2 separate regions of the Homo sapiens genome follow, and region 2 is linked to region 1. The links are chromatin loops, found by intact Hi-C in ENCODE. Cell type or tissue: K562. All regions are shown on one strand. Region 1 holds the start of HOXB9 (homeobox B9). Region 2 holds the start of HOXB2 (homeobox B2).

Region 1 (8,000 bases):
GAGCAGAGGGGCATTAGGGAGACCCACCCCTAGCCTAGGGGAAATGGAGCCTTCAACCCACTGTCCTGATAAGCAAAGGCTAACAACTCTGTCCCTTGACAGTTTCTCATCCTCTGGTCTGGGTGGAGATGGCCTGGCGCGTCCCTGCGGCCTTATCTCACTTCTCCCTGGGCCTCTCACAAACCTGCCCAGTCACTCAGAGCCTGACTGTCTTCCATCCCTGGTGTCCCTTGGCCACCCCCTCCCAGGAAAAGTGCTGTAAAAAGAAAAAAGGAGAATGTTAGAGAGAAAGGAGGAAATAAAGTCTTTGGAAAGCAGAGTTTTACAACAGCCACAGGTTTTATGGAAGCAATTTCGTAATAACCTTCTACCTGCTCGCCTCCTTTCCGCCTGCCTGCCGCCCACCCCGTTTGGCCTCCTGGATGCCCCCTCCCAAGGAGTCAGCCACCCCCATCGCCTTGGATATCCTTGATGGCTGAGAGTTGGTAAGAAGATTCCTGAGGTGGGCTTGGGCCACTGACCTCTCAGTCCTTCCTTTCACCTCTGACATCCTGGGAGGGAGGTTTGGCAGAAGATTTCATTACTTCACAATTAAGATCCCCACTTGGGGGGTGTGGAAGCACCGAGATTTGAACCTGAGTATGCAGATTCGATGTGATACCTGTTTTGGAGGCCGTTTTGCATAAAGGGTAAGGATTTTGCGATCTTGTGTCCTTTCCCACTGGGGCAAGTGTCCTCATGCCTCACTCTTTCCCAGAGTGGGTCTGGACTGTGATCTTGAGTCTGAAGAAATACCTCTGGTGCTTGGAGACATAGATTTGGGGACTTTTCTAATTTTGTTGTACACAGCAGTGCTTTTGCTTGACCTCCACAGTCACTTTCACACTCGGCTCATCTCTGTCCACCTCTGCTTCATAATTCTGTGAGACACATGTGCTTATAAGTAACTGTGCCTCCACCCCCGCGCTCATCGCTGTCATGAAATAGGCATCACACAATGCACACCGTCCCTGCGGTCTTGGGTAAGAAACACAGTAAAGGATTTTATGGTCAAACAAAGAAGTCACAAAATTTCATAACCTCTTCTGGGCCACTTTGAAGCATTTATTTTACCTTCCAGAGAAACATTTTGGAAAGAAGTTGTCGTAGAATCAACGTAGTGTTAAGTCATATGCACTTGTTTGAGGATACGCTGTATATTTTGCTTGAATATCAAGTCAAGGGACAGATTTTCAAGTGCGACATCTGAATTAGCTAATATTTTATAGCCATAATTCAAGTACACAAATACCCAAGCTTTTGCCTTTTCCATAGGTGTGTGATGGTTATAAAAATGTACACACAACCTTTTGGGTAACTGATCTTCTTACACGAGCAGAATCAGAAACCTCCATCACTCACAGAGGTTATGCATGCATCCACATATGCACGATTAGATCCTGCATACACGAACGCCCAAGCACAGCAAGTTTCATAGTTGGGCAGATTTATTTATTACATATTCTATATACAGTATAGAGCAGAGTGCATTTGCACACTGGGTTCCCCATACAGAAATATTGATTTGAAATATACATATAGGACACACACATCTATTTACATTAAACACGCGTAAATTTCAGCTAAGCTTATTAATTAAAAACAAACTATTTTTCCCCATTCTCACTTATTGTTTTTCTTTCTTCTCCCATTTCCTTCCCTTCCTCTAGATTTTCTCTCTCTTCTTACTGACAAGGACCCTTCCAAAAGTCACCCCCACAGCATAGGCACTCACCGGCTGGTCGGCCTCTGCTCTTCAAACCTCGGCCTCACTGTTGGCTGCTCTGGGCCCCAGTGTGGCCAGGAGCTGCGCTTTTTTCCCTGCTTGCCCTTCTCCAAGCTACCAGCTACTGGCCCCAGCTGTGTTCAGGCGAGGCTCCAGTGCAGGGAATGGCAAAAGGCTGCAAGGGAAGGCAGGGTTTTCCTTCTTTCTGTTTAGGATTGGGGGTGGGGTATGGAGCAGTTTTGCTCTCTTAGGATAAGGTGACCCCCACTGAAGCAACCCCTTTACTAAGTGTCTTTGGAAGCTGGGCTCCAGGAGCCACAATCCTGTTTGCTATCCTCCTTCATGGTGGGTACCATTGTCTGGGGAGAAAACAAGGCTTTTTTGGTGGGAGGGAGTCCACAGTCTCTCAGCTGACCCTTTAATCATTTGCCTGAGCTGGAGTTGAACTCCAGTTTGGGGCAGCAGTGCTTTCCAGAAAGCTTGGCTGGGGTGGGACTCCTTGCTTGGTGCATTTACCTGGACGGCAAAGAGCTGGGATGCAGACTACAGGGCTTAGGGGCCAGTTCATTCTCTTTCCTCTGGAGTCATTGCTCCCTGAGAAGACCAAGACCTCCAAAACCTGTCATTTTAAAATTGTCTCCACTCTCCAGCTTCTTCATGAGCAAAGGCTAAGTTCCGATCTCAGAAAAGAGGCCTAAGTCCCCTTCTCACCCAGCACTCAGGAGCCACCAGGGAATAAAGGGCAACTCCTCAGACAGACAGCAACCCACAAACCCAAATCTTGTCTGCTGGGAGAACTCACCCTTGTAGAGCACAAGCCATCAGCCCAAGTGTTCTTCTTCCTCTAACTTCTTCCCTAAACTGAGTGGTCCTCTTGACTCCTCTCTTGTTGCAGAGAGGCAGCTGCAAAGTCAGGGCAGGAGAGGGAAGGGGAACCAGGAAGACGGCAGTCAGAGCGCAGTGCCTGCTTTGCTTGGGTCTTAAGGACAGCCCAGCGCTGTGACTTTTCAATAAATAAAAAAACCCCAGTCCGTAGTAAACATGTCCTTTTAGGCCCTAATTTATATACTACAGAAATCATATACTCAGCCCACCATGCTTCATAACACCATTATTTATGGCGGGGGAGGGAATCTTTTTTCCTGAAGAGTGTATTTATGACAGGTAAAGCCAACAGCAGACTTCATAGGGCTGGCAAATTGAGAACAGGTGCTTTGCCTTAACTGTGATTCATTCGCTCAGTGCCCAGCTTTTTCGCTGGTGAGTCCGGGGAGCTCCCTCGACTTTCCCAAGCGTCCAACCTCTGCTTGGAAGAATTTGCATCGGATTTTTGTTTCCCCACTTGGGTCCTATGGAAAAGGCAGACCTTCATGCTGTTTGGTTACGGATCTGCCGGGCTGTCACCCTCGGAGAGCAGGGGTGGGAAAGGAGGGGGCCAGATGGGCGCCGGCATTGATCTTTAAAAAATCATTTTGAAATCGCCATAATGTGAAGAAATATGGCGCTTCACCCTCGTATTTCACGTGTAATGACACGAGATGGCTTCATTTGGAAAGACAAGCGGGTGGGAGTGTGTGCCTGTGTGGGAGGTGATCCGCAGCCTTCTACAAGGCAGAGGGGTAGGTGGCCAAAAAGATACGGACTCAAGTTAGAGTGGCCCCTCTTTTGCTAAAAGGACCGGACTGAGGGCAGCCTGCCTTATTAGGACTCAGAGTCAGAGAGTTGCCGAGAAATCCACCCCAATCTACCCCTGAGCCTAACCAGAGGAGAACTGGGTCTGTCCAGGGGTCACACCTCCCCAAGTGCCAGGAGAGGCGACTGCAACCAGGGCAGAAGCTGAGGAGCAGGGGCTGGGAGAGGAGCGAGGAAGCCAGTCGGTGGGCCCCGGGGGAGTCCCTGTGCAGGGCCACAGAATAGATATATATAAAAAGGGCTATTTGGAAGCTCCAATGAAGGGGTCTGCAGGGGGTAAGGCAGTGAGGGGAAGAGACTGACCATGGGCTCGCTGTCCACACTGGCCCCTATATCGGTGTTTGGAAATCTCCAGAGCAGGAGCCTCAGGTGAGAGGAGTAGTACAGGAGGGCTGAAAACTCAGCCCAGGCTCCTTCCTCTTTGGATGGAAGGGGAGATAACTTGGGACCCCTTCCCTTGCTGACTGGGGATCCTTTCCCAGGCCTCTGCTCTGGTCACACCTCAGGAAAGTGGCCTTAACCCTTTCTCCTATTTAGCTCCCTCATCAGGGCAAATTTAGGGGCCTGGGTGGTTATTCAGTGGAGAAAAGGAGAAATGGCTTCCCTCACCCCCACCCCCCACGTCACCACCACCATCTTAAATCCATCCTTCTGGCCAGAGTCAGAGAAAGGCCCAATAAATGTAAAGGCGCTCTGGTTCCTTGTATTAAACTCTTTCCTAGGCTCACGTTTCCGGGACCTGATGGATCCCTTTAACCTCAAGTAGTTTCTAATTTCAGGACAGATAGTGGATTCTTGGACACTCAGTCGTTTTATTCACCTCTCTCCTCCTCCCTCAGCTACTGAGGGGCCCAGGGAAGCTCGCAGTCATGTAAATCTCTACAAAGAGTGCAAGGAGAGCCCCCTCCAAAGCGGACAACGTCCTAAAATCCCCAACTTTTCCCCTCATCATTTTACTTCATCTCCTGTGGATTGCTGCTGCTGTTGTTGTTTAATAAACATCTTTTGTCAAGGGGAAAGAGAAGAGGAAATGAGGGCCTGCGGGGTGGAGGTGTGTGTGGGGGGACAGGAGCACCTCCTCTTCCAGTATCCTCTCGGGCCTCTATGGCTTCTCCCCGGGCTGGGGCTCTCTCCCTCCCTCCGCCCTTGCTCTCCCTCCCTCCCCGACCCGCCTGGGGAGAGGGCTCTACAGCCTGCGTCCCTCCCAAGGCAGCCCGCCGCTTCCCTCCGCCTCTCCTCCGCCCCCGCCGCCCCATGTTGAGAACTGCCCCCCTTCCTGCAGCGGGAGGGGGGGACCGGGCGGCCGGTAGCTGGGGCTGAGGTTACGTGGCCGCCGGAGCCCTGACGTGATAGCACATTGCATCAGCATAAAACAATCCATCCTCGATATGGAGTGCGGTGCGGACGGATGACAGCGAGAGCGCAGCCCCCTCGCCCGATTGATTTATGTCGGAGCTGACGCTTTATCAGGCAGTCGGAAAAACTTTGACCAATCATTTTGCAAGGAGAGCTGAGACGGGCTGCTCCACTGTACTTTGTTGGCTGAGAAGTTGAGCAGGGGGTGGGGGTGGGAGGGTGGGGGGCTGGGGGGGTCGCGTCCGAAAGCCCTCACACCGGTCCGGGTGCCACCTCTCCCTGCTTGGGCGCCGCCGCGCGAGCGCTTCCCTTCCCCCTGCAAGCGCCCGGATAATGTCTGAGAATGTCCATTTCTGGGACGCTTAGCAGCTATTATGTCGACTCGATCATAAGTCACGAGAGTGAGGACGCGCCTCCAGCCAAGTTTCCTTCTGGCCAGTACGCGAGCTCGCGGCAGCCGGGCCACGCGGAGCACCTGGAGTTCCCCTCGTGCAGCTTCCAGCCCAAAGCGCCGGTGTTCGGCGCCTCCTGGGCGCCGCTGAGCCCGCACGCGTCCGGGAGCCTGCCGTCCGTCTACCACCCTTACATCCAGCCCCAGGGCGTCCCGCCGGCCGAGAGCAGGTACCTCCGCACCTGGCTGGAGCCGGCGCCGCGCGGCGAAGCGGCCCCGGGGCAGGGCCAGGCGGCGGTGAAGGCGGAGCCGCTGCTGGGCGCGCCTGGGGAGCTGCTCAAACAGGGCACGCCCGAGTACAGTTTGGAAACTTCGGCGGGCAGGGAGGCCGTGCTGTCTAATCAAAGACCCGGCTACGGGGACAATAAAATTTGCGAAGGAAGCGAGGACAAAGAGAGGCCGGATCAAAGTAAGTTATAAAAAGTGAGGAAATACCCAGGCCGAAGGCCAGGAGGGGGGCGGGGAGGGGAAAGGCAATAAACTGCGGACAATGTGAAGGGAAACTGCGGCGGTGGCCGGAGAGCGGGCCGGGAGGAGGAGGGGAGAGGAAGGAAAGACGGAGGGAAGGGGAAAGCTGCGTGCTCTAGAAGGGGAGACTGAGGCCGCCAGAGGAGCGCTGCCCCCACTTCTCCAAGTCCTGCGGGGAACAGGGGCTCGGGGATCGACTTGCAGCTCTCTCGGCCCTCTTTCCCCCTCTCTCCCGGAGGCCCCAGCTGAAAGCCCGGCCAGAGACCGGCGACGGCCGGGAGAGGAGCTGGCGGGGGCCGGGGCCAGCGGCCAGCGAGGCCGAGAGCCGGCGAGGGCAAGGGCCGGAGCGCACTGGGCTGCCCGGGGCCGTGCGGCTGGCAGAGCTCCCCGCGCCACGCGCAGACCGTAAAAGCCGGCCAAGGGGAAGGGGGAGGGAGCTCATTAGGATTTTATTTGCGATGCAACAGCTTGGCGGAGGATTGTTCCTAGCAGATCTCGCGCTGTAGCCGCGCAGAGTCCGCAACCGGCGACAGGAGGGGCGGGGGAAGCCCAGGACGCGGTGACTGAGCCCCCTCCCCGGATGCGCCGGCCCCTCCCCGGGAGCCTTCCCTCCGGTGGCCCCTCTCCTCCTCGGCGTCCTCGCAGGGGCTACCGCTTCCTTTTCTGCGGTCCCCCGCTGCTCTCTGCGGGGCTCCCGAGCCCCAGCCCGGGCTGTCCGCCTCTTGGGGAGTCGGGGAATCGCTTCCGAATATCGGGGCATCTCGAAGGGACCCCGGGGAGAGGAGGGGTGGGGGGAAGAGAGAGTTGCAGAGAGGCGGAGAACTTTACCCTTTGTGGGTAGTTTCCCGTCACCTCCCACTCCTCAAAAGCACCCCGGCCAGAACGCCAAGTCTGGCTGATTTTCAGGAGGTGCTACTAGATGAGAAGAGAGGGTTCTCCTATTATTTATTTTTAAGGTTGAGAAGGGCTCATCGGTGAGGGAACTCAGCCTCAAACAATGACTCGCAGGCTGGTGGATCAGGTCCTCGTTTCTTACTCTTTTTGGGAAGTAGGGATGTTTTAGTCTCTCCTTGCCCTGCTAGATTTCCCATTGACGGAGTGGCCCCAGGGCCCTTTAGAGCATCCTTGCCTGCTGGAGAGTAAAGAGCAGCCCCATTCCTTGCAGGGTCCTGTCACCTCCAACCTGCCAGGTGGAATCCTAAGAGCTGGCATTTAGGGAACACATTCTTCCCCAACCCTCCCCGCACACTCCCAAACAGATCCCCCACCCTAAACCCCCAAATTCTGCCTGAAAAGCCCATTATGGCAAGGCAGCCATTTGGCTAGGATCAATTATTAACAGTTTTTTCCCTCTTTCATATTTAATGCGGCTGCGGGTCCCATCCCAGGCAATCACATTAAGGAAATAGCGCTGCAAATTGGTAAGACACGGTACTTAGTGTAGGATGAACCAAATTTTTTATATAAAAAAATCCAGTGTTTTTCACTTGGGGAGAAGGAAGCTAGTAGCTGGTGGCTGTTATTTTTAATTGGCTTAGCTTTATTTGGCAACTTTTTTGAGTTCCAGAGTAGGGGGAGAGAAGGTAAGAAGAGAAGCCTGTATATATTTTTGTTTCCTCTCTTCCACTCGGTTACCCTCTTCTCCCCTCCAGCCCCCACATAGGATCAATTAAGGCTAGGTGTGCTGTGAAGGGCTTCCTTTTACCTCCACATCACCCCTGGCTCCCCACCTTGGGACTGGAGCAATTTTATTCCCTAATTTCCCTGCACTTGCGTTAACCAAACTGTGAGCTGAGCAGGAGCTGAAAAGGAGAGAGACTATTGCAACCATAAGTTATCTGTGAGCCCCCAGTGCTCCCCTGTCCATAAGCTGGAGTTGATAAATGGTTGCAATTGCATTGCGTGTGAATTGGAGTGTGCTGGCTGTTTGTGGCTCTAAGTGCAGACCCATATTCGTGGTGTGTGGTGGTGGCAGGGGGGGAGATTTCTACGCAGACACACATGCCTGCTGCCATGTGGTCTAGAGACACAAGCTTGTTTGTGATCAAGGCAGGGGATATTGGGACTGGACTGAAGGGCTGAGAGGTCTCTTGGGGTGAAGTGACACCCCAAATGCAGTGACTGAACAGACATCTCACTTCCCCACCCAACTCCTCCTCTCACCTCCTAGAGCCAGGACCCTTCAGGTCAGCCACCCACCCCTAGTCAGCCTGGGAGTGCTGCTGGTGGGACTTCAACCATGCTGAACTCTGACCTGAGTCCTAAGCA
Region 2 (8,000 bases), 81 kb after region 1:
CCCTGGCCTGAGAGGTTGCTTTTAAGTCTTCCACCCCTTGTTCCATCTGCCTGCCAACCCATCGGAAAGGAATCCACATCATATTGGAGATGACCCCATCAACCCCAGGGCTCCAGCACTACCAAGTTGGAATTCCACGCCCGGGAGTGGGGTAGAGGAAGACGAGACAGGACGAGGCAGAAAAGCACATTTTAAAAACCAGACAAGATGGCTAGGCCATCACCAACCAACGGACTTACCTTACATCTTTGTAGGTAATTCCCCCCAAATCTTGATTTTTTTTTTTCCTCAATTATCCTTTAAAAAATAAGAAAACACATTTCAAACCCAAAAGGCACAAAACACGTTCCCTTCCAACTTTCCCAAAACCTCAAATTTGTTCCCATTTGAGGTTTATTGAGGTACACTTCTAGCCCCCGGTTTTTCTGCTCTAGAACATTCATATCTATACATCCCACCCCCATCAATTACAGTTTTTAGAGGGCTCAGGGATGGTGAGAGATCCTGAAAGAGCTGCCTATATTATAAATTATATACATTTTTTTTTAAGGAAAAGTGTGGAGGCTAGGGCAGGCAGGTTGTTAGGACTGAAGGTTTGCCCATTCTGCTGCCTCCATCTCAGCTCCAGCTCCATCCCCCTCTCCACAGAAAGCAGTTGGTGACACGAGGTTCTATACTTTTCTTCTGTTGCTCTCTTGACTTAACGTGAAAACAGGGTATATTTGAACAAACTGTCCCAGGCAGGGGCTGGGCAGGGCCTGTGTGCCTTGCTCAGCCTCCTGACAGGACACTTTTGTTGCACTTAGAATTTACATTTTAATGGATGTAAAAACAACTGTGAGAGATGTCTGGGCCTGCAGAAGTCCAGCATTGCTCAAAAAAGCGTGTGTTCTAGTGAACATTTTCATATATATTTATTGGTTATAGCCTGTTAAAATATTTTCTTTTTTGTATTATTTATCCCCCTACATTATGTATTTATATGAGGGAAAAAAAGGAAAAAATTGTACTTTTTTAGTATTTACCTGTTACAAAGGACATTGTGTTTCCTGTCATGTAAAACCAGCTATTTTAGTTACTATTGTACTCTAGAAAAGAGCTGTAGATTTATGTTAAACTCGTACTTACGAACAATTGTAATTAGTTCTAAAAGGCATGAACTCAGCTCCTAATCGTCACTGTATAGTCCTGAATTTGTAGAACTAGAGTTAATTCCCTCTTGGAACTTTCTTTGTTCTTCAGTAGTTACTTTTTTCCTTACCTAAAAGGGTTGTCTGTCAAACAATTCTTGAATAAACTTTCTGTTATCAATTTTATCTTGTCCTGGTGGTCCAATTTAGATAGCAGAGCAAGGCTGCTGACTGCCAAATTTCCCCCAAGGGAAGAAGGACAAGGACAAGGACACTGAAGACCCTTCCCTGGCCTTTTTGTCCACTGCCCAGGTTCCTGTCTCCCCCTTGATATGTCTTAAGTTTAAATACCATTTTCTCACTCATAAGAGCCTGTAACATTTTGCCAACTTCTTCAGCTGTGGTTTAAGTAGCAAGTTGGGAGGTAACGGGGGACTCTTGGATGCTCTCTGTAGGTTTTTCTGTTTGGCCTGTATGCCTCTAGGTTTTTCATTCATTGACCTTTCGTCTGTTAGCTCCTTTGGCCACAGCGTCCATGCACCCCCCACCCCCCACCCCTTCCCACCACCACCAAGAAAATCTGGCCGATTACGGTTTCTTCCACGAAACCTAAACTTCACAATCCTCTTCCGGAGCCACAAAGAAGGTGTCACGTGACCCGAAGCCCAACCACCATTGGGTCTAAAATGAAAACAAAGAAAAATGATTAATCTAAAAAAAAAAAAAAAACAAAACTGAGGCCTAGACTTCTCAGGTCAAACTTTAAAACTAAGTAAAATTAAATCACTAAATAAAACTCGAGGCGGAGGGAGGGGAAGCACGTTCGATTTCCCCTGCCAGAGAAAGGGGAGAGGAGGGTGGGAGAAGCTGTTGGATCCAAGCGTAAATAAAACGGTCCCCAGGCTAATGTGCGGCTCTGTTTCCATCATCCTTGGGAAAACTTCATTTCTTAGTTGTGGTTCCATAAAAGTTTTATCACATTGGAGTGAAAATAGAGAAGGTCTGTCAAAGATGAAATGTCACCGCCGAGTCGCTGGAGCCGATAAGAGCGAGAAGACAGGGCGGCTGAAATATGGAGCTAATTCGTTGAAAGAGAAGCGATGGCTGCTTGCTGAAGAGCTGCATAATTCTAATTGTAAGCGATGTGCCCGCATTGCTTAATTAGGAGCATATATTTGGTGGTAGTGATGTTGGGGGAGTGAGAATCGTTCCAGGCCCTGCCTTAAAGAGAGGGCTGATTTTCATTTTTATGTTGCATCCTGGCAGTCCAAGGTTAGTAATTATAGTCTTTATGCAACAATAAATAACAATAAAAAAGCAACCTGAACTCTACGCCCTCCCCCTTCCCCACCACCAAGTAGGATTTTAACTGGACTCATCCAAGCAGCAAGCAATTTAGCATTGGGTCAGGCTATAATTTAAAGGCATAAGAGCGTGCAAAGTTTGATTGGGATCAAATAACGCTCAAGGGTTTTTCTTTCTTTCTCTTTCTCTCTTCTTCCTTGAATAACATTTTCTGAATGATATAACTAGATGAAGCACCATGTTTGGCTCTGGGGCTGGGTTGGGTTGTTATTTATCTAGCAGGAAAGAGGCCAAGAAAGAGAATTTAGCTTAAGTTTGAAAAACAGAGCTTTGGCTCGAAGCTGGAATTGCAAACAAGAAAAATAAGAACCAACTTGGCTTGGTGTTCCCTATCCTTCTCTTTGGAAGATTCCAGGCGCTCAGCTAAAGCAGCCAAAGACGTGGGTAAAATATCCGTGCTGTTAAATTCACAGCAGGACAGGGGGGCGGGGGAGGGATGTCTCTGAAAAGGAGGGTTCTCTGGGCCCCTTTTAACACCCAAGTTTTCCGCTGTTTGCTAATCTGGCCATAAAATCTGTCAGTGAGGGTTAGAGAGAGCTGTATTTCCTGCAGGGACAGTCTGCCCGAGTTGCCTGAGATAAGCTCTGGATCCTTCAGCCAGCTACAGAAGCTGTTGCTAAACTTTCAGAGGTGTTCAAGGGGGTGGCCAGAGGGAGAACCCACTCTCAGGCCTCCCTGCATGACTTCCAGACAGCTACTATTTGGATTATTCTATGCCCACCCCCATCCACACCTCTAAATGGCAAAAATTGTTTTCTTTGGAGCCTAGTTGCACACTACTGTCGCTGGCCACTTTGCCCAGGTCAGAGCAGCTCTCTCTGTTCTGAGCCCTCCAGAGCATGCCTCCTCGGTCCCTGCAGCCCCCACCTCCAACTCCCCTTTCTCCATCCTCCTCTCCCCCACCCTCATGCTTCTACTCAGACTTCTCTGTCCTTCTTTTTAAGTACTCACGCAGATGTTACACTGACAGAAAGTTTCTAGTTCCAGCTCCGGGCTCAGTTGCCATTTCTCTGCTAACCAGCCTTCTCCTCCTGGCTGGGCAGCAGAGAGAGAGGAGGGGGAGGGGAGGCCAAAGCCATGGGAGTTCTCCAGGCAAACTTTCCACCCAACTTAGCGCTTTCCCTCTGTCCCCATTTCCCATCTGTTTCCCAGCTCTCCCAGAATCACCCTTCTCTTTTGCACCCCCACCCCCACCCCCAGGCCTTTTTAAGGGATGTGAAATTTTGGCTGTTCGCTCTGCTTTCCCAAAGAGCCAAATTCTTTGATGCAATCGGAGGGAGCTGTCAGGGGGCTAAGATTGATCGCCTCATCTCCTCTCCATCCGTCTGACCCACTTATTTAAAAATCTTCCCCCAGATCGACTTTTCATTTTCTGCTTTGAGGCCTAGTTTCCCACCAATTGCTTGGGGCTCAGAGTCTTGTGCCCTCTCCCCATAGTAAATTACAACACTCTAAACTTCAGACTATCTTGGTCTCCTCAAAATAAAATAAATTTTAAAAACATTTTCCCCCAGCAGCCAGAAATGGAATATCATCTCAGTGGTCATTATTTCCACCCCTACCATCTTCAGGGAATTCTTCCTTGTCAGGGATTCTTTTTTTTTTTTTTTTCTTTTTTCTTTTTTAACTAGCACAATGGCAAAAATGGGAGGGAAAGTCTCTTTGTCCTAGGGGAAAATCTCCCCACCACACTCATGCACACACATAACGCTGATCTGAACTTTGAGAGTGCTCTAAGTTAAACCAATGGCTACCTCAGTTCTTGTTCATGTCCCTGGATATGGATACAGATACAAGCTTGAGGCTTGAGTGGGTACATGCACATCTTAGACTCTGCCTGTTTTTGGGGGATGTCACAGAGAAGCATGGAAGCCTGAAAGTGAGGAAAGCAGGGGTACATAAGGGGCAGAGGCAGTGCTGCAAACACTGGGCAGAGAAGAGAACCCAGACCATACAGCGATGGAGGCCAGAGGCCCAAAAATGCCCCTTATGCTCCATCTCACTCCTATGTGTCTGCCTGGGAGTTCCTGTCCATTTCCCAAGATTTAACTGTTGTTTTTGGAGGGTAACAGGGATAGTGGTGTGATGATTGTAAATCTCTTTCTTATTTTCACCTTAATACTGACCTTTTTCAAAGAGTGGAAGCCTCTTTCGACTCCCTCTTCCTCCAACGCGGAGATCCTCACTCATCTTTTCCTGGGGAAGGGGAGAAGGGAAGGGGATGCTGCTGGCCACGTAAAGAAGGCCTTAATTTACTCTATTAAAATACTTGGAAAAGAGGAAGGTTTCTCCCTTAGAGTCTCTTCTTTTCCAGGCTTCTGAAACCTTCTAACCTTCGAAGGGGATGAGGAAAAGGTTCCTCTAGCTTTTCTGGAGAAACGGAGGCATTGGGGAGAGAGCATGTGAGGCACTGGTGTAGGAATGGGGGCTCATGGTGTCCTGGTCGTGGTCCTCTGGTGTTTTTGAATCAATTAAACCAAATAATGCTCTCTGTTTTCCACCAGGCCCAGACGAGCGATTGGCGGAGGCCGGTCCCGTGACCACGAATTCCCTGTAATTTCGCTGGAGTCCTGGGTTTAATAGAGAGAGTCCCCATACGCTTGTATTTATCAGCAATATACAATTATAAAGGCCCAAAATTAAAAAAAAGAGAGACCGAAATCTCCCCCTCCCAAAATCGCTCCATTACATAAATCGGGGGGGGTGCAGGAGGGGGGTCCCTTCCGATCCTCCCTCCTGACGCCCCCCCCAGCAGCCCCCTCCCCCACCATTGAAAGCCATGAATTTTGAATTTGAGAGGGAGATTGGGTTTATAAACAGCCAGCCGTCGCTCGCCGAGTGTCTGACTTCCTTCCCCGCTGTCTTGGAGACATTTCAAACTTCATCAATCAAGGAGTCGACATTAATTCCTCCTCCTCCTCCTTTCGAGCAAACCTTCCCCAGCCTCCAGCCCGGCGCCTCCACCCTTCAGAGACCCAGGAGCCAAAAGCGAGCCGAAGATGGGCCTGCTCTGCCGCCGCCACCGCCGCCGCCACTCCCCGCTGCCCCCCCGGCCCCCGAGTTCCCTTGGATGAAAGAGAAGAAATCCGCCAAGAAACCCAGCCAATCCGCCACGTCTCCTTCTCCGGCCGCCTCCGCCGTTCCGGCCTCCGGGGTCGGATCGCCTGCAGGTCGGTAAGCGTGGTGGGGGTGGGGTGAGGGGCAGCTAGAAGAGGGGGAGAAAAAGCAGTGGAAGGAGGTTTAAAAAAAATGGTGGCGAGCCTGTTGGGGTTCCTTACCCCCTCCATTCCTGGGATGGGGAAGTAGAATATCCCACTGGGGTTCAGGCCTGGCCGCTAACAGCGTCTTTTTTTTTTTCTGTCTCTCTCTCTCTTTCTCTCCCTATGGCTGATTTTGGAAGCTGGTTGGGGAAACGCCTTTTTTTCTGCTAGAAGAAAATGATTTGATTGAGGTTTTCACCCGTATCTGTGTAGGGGAATGAGTATGTTGTTGCTGGGATAGACCCTAGAAGCAGAAAAGATTCGGTCCTTTCTGCCCCAACTCTAGGAGAAGAGGAAGAATTCAGAGCTAGGGAGGAAGAGGGGTGAAGAACAATCTTTCTGACCCTCGCTCCGGTTGAGTTGGAAAGTTCCGAATTGAGGGGTCCACTGGGAGGGCTTGGGAGGGGGATCTGAGGTTCCGGCGCCGAAGGGAGCCGCTCTCCGCCCCCTGCGTGGCCCGTGGGCGGCTCTGAATGCTTTGCCCTGACCCGGGCCGGGGCTGTAGACTAGAGAGGGAGAGAAGAAAACCCAAAAGCAGTAAAGCGAGCGGCTTTGGGGTGGGGGCGGGGGTGGGGTGGCGAGGAAGGGGAGAGGTGATACTGGTTTTGGAGGATGGGGTAGTCCGAACTGAGGTTGGGCTGAGTACACGGCCCGCTATGACGCCGAGCCTGTTTTCCCTGCAGATGGCCTGGGACTGCCGGAGGCTGGTGGCGGCGGGGCGCGCAGGCTGCGCACGGCTTACACCAACACGCAGCTGCTGGAACTGGAGAAGGAATTCCACTTTAATAAGTACCTGTGCCGGCCACGCCGCGTCGAGATCGCGGCCTTGCTGGACCTCACCGAAAGGCAGGTCAAAGTCTGGTTTCAGAACCGGCGCATGAAGCACAAGCGGCAGACGCAGCACCGAGAGCCGCCGGATGGGGAGCCTGCCTGCCCGGGAGCCCTGGAGGACATCTGCGACCCTGCCGAGGAACCCGCGGCCAGCCCGGGCGGCCCCTCCGCCTCGCGGGCGGCGTGGGAAGCCTGCTGTCACCCGCCGGAGGTGGTGCCGGGGGCCTTAAGCGCGGACCCCCGGCCTTTAGCCGTTCGCTTAGAGGGCGCAGGCGCGTCGAGTCCCGGCTGCGCGCTGCGCGGGGCCGGCGGGCTGGAGCCCGGGCCATTGCCAGAAGACGTCTTCTCGGGGCGCCAGGATTCACCTTTCCTTCCCGACCTCAACTTCTTCGCGGCCGACTCCTGTCTCCAGCTATCCGGAGGCCTCTCCCCTAGCCTACAGGGTTCTCTCGACAGCCCGGTCCCTTTTTCCGAGGAAGAGCTGGATTTTTTCACCAGTACGCTCTGTGCCATCGACCTGCAGTTTCCCTAACCTGTTTCCTCCTCCCGGTCCTTTCGACCCCCGCGCTCCTTGGCCGTCTACTGGAAAAATCGAGCCTCTCCCACCCTCAGTCGCATAGACTTATGTGTTTTGCTAAAATTCAGGTATTACTGAATTAGCGTTTAATCCACTCCCTTTCTTCTTCTTCTAAAATATTGGGCACTCGGTTATCTTTTAAAATTCACACAGAAAAATTCCGTTTGGTAGACTCCTTCCAATGAAATCTCAGGAATAATTAAACTCTAGGGGGACTTTCTTAAAAATAACTAGAGGGACCTATTTTCCTCTTTTTTATGTTTTAGACTGTAGATTATTTATTAAAATTCTTTAATAATAGGAAAAGGGGAAAGTATTTATTGTACATTATTTTCATAGATTAAATAAATGTCTTTATAATACCAAAACGAGTGTTTGTGTTGGGACCTAAACTCTTTCCCCGCGGCCCCAAGGCCGGTCCTCACCCCTCCAGGACCTGTGCGAAGTTGATTAGGTTCAGCGGCCCATATGGCAGCAAAGCCTCCAGGGCCGGCGAAGTCCGGGTGGTACAAAGGTGACCCGATTGATGGCCGCTTCGCCCACGGCTCCGGCAAAAGTCGGGAGTTTGCAGGAAGCTGGGTCACCTCCCCGCCCCTCAGCAGAGGGTCTTTGGTCCTGAGCGGGTGGTTCTGGGGCCTCTGCTTGGAAATAGAGATGGGCAGGTCGAGGGAGAGAGTGTACAGCGAACAGAGGAGGGTGAAAGGAGAGGAAGCCTGTGGACAGTCTTCAGGGTCGTGGCGGGGGCAGAAGTTTACTGGAATTGGGAACAATCCAAGGGCTTCCTAGGCTTTTGCTTCTTATGACCGAAGCCGGTGTAGGACCTTTTTCCGAACTCAA

What was found. A loop is a pair of places that touch in the nucleus more often than their neighbours do. Peaks named below come from ENCODE experiments on the same cell type or tissue, not always from the same donor. Only the 100,000 strongest peaks of a DNase experiment are listed, where the experiment ranks them.
Region 2: it touches region 1 in a loop (7-fold over the local background); 3 of 110 quality-filtered maps call a loop at or near these places.

What each region holds. Positions count from the first base shown.
Region 1 is chr17:48,623,426-48,631,425 of GRCh38, reverse strand. HOXB9 (homeobox B9) reads left to right here and starts at 5,068. Exons shown (of 2, transcript NM_024017.5): 1 at 5,068-5,673. The coding sequence starts at 5,157. HOXB-AS4 (HOXB cluster antisense RNA 4) reads right to left here and starts at 2,728. Exons shown (of 2, transcript NR_046611.1): 1 at 2,568-2,728. RefSeq lists a silencer at 3,972-4,127 and an enhancer at 5,538-6,215. In K562, a CTCF peak has its summit at 4,797; DNase peaks (open chromatin) are centred at 145, 4,735, 5,495, 6,292 and 4 weaker places; H3K4me3 peaks cover 7,577 bases.
Region 2 is chr17:48,542,186-48,550,185 of GRCh38, reverse strand. It overlaps HOXB2 (homeobox B2), which reads left to right and starts at 5,077. Exons shown (of 2, transcript NM_002145.4): 1 at 5,077-5,665; 2 at 6,439-7,531. The coding sequence starts at 5,275. The coding sequence ends at 7,118. It overlaps HOXB3 (homeobox B3), which reads left to right. Exons shown (of 5, transcript NM_001384749.1): 5 at 1-1,316. It overlaps HOXB-AS1 (HOXB cluster antisense RNA 1), which reads right to left and starts at 5,835. Exons shown (of 7, transcript NR_102279.1): 1 at 5,774-5,835; 2 at 4,829-5,065; 3 at 4,622-4,691; 4 at 1,723-1,811; 5 at 240-297. RefSeq lists an enhancer at 6,209-6,854 and a silencer at 6,662-6,951. In K562, no CTCF peak of the experiment used is centred here; DNase peaks (open chromatin) are centred at 1,715, 3,005, 5,035, 5,445 and 6 weaker places; H3K4me3 peaks cover 6,165 bases.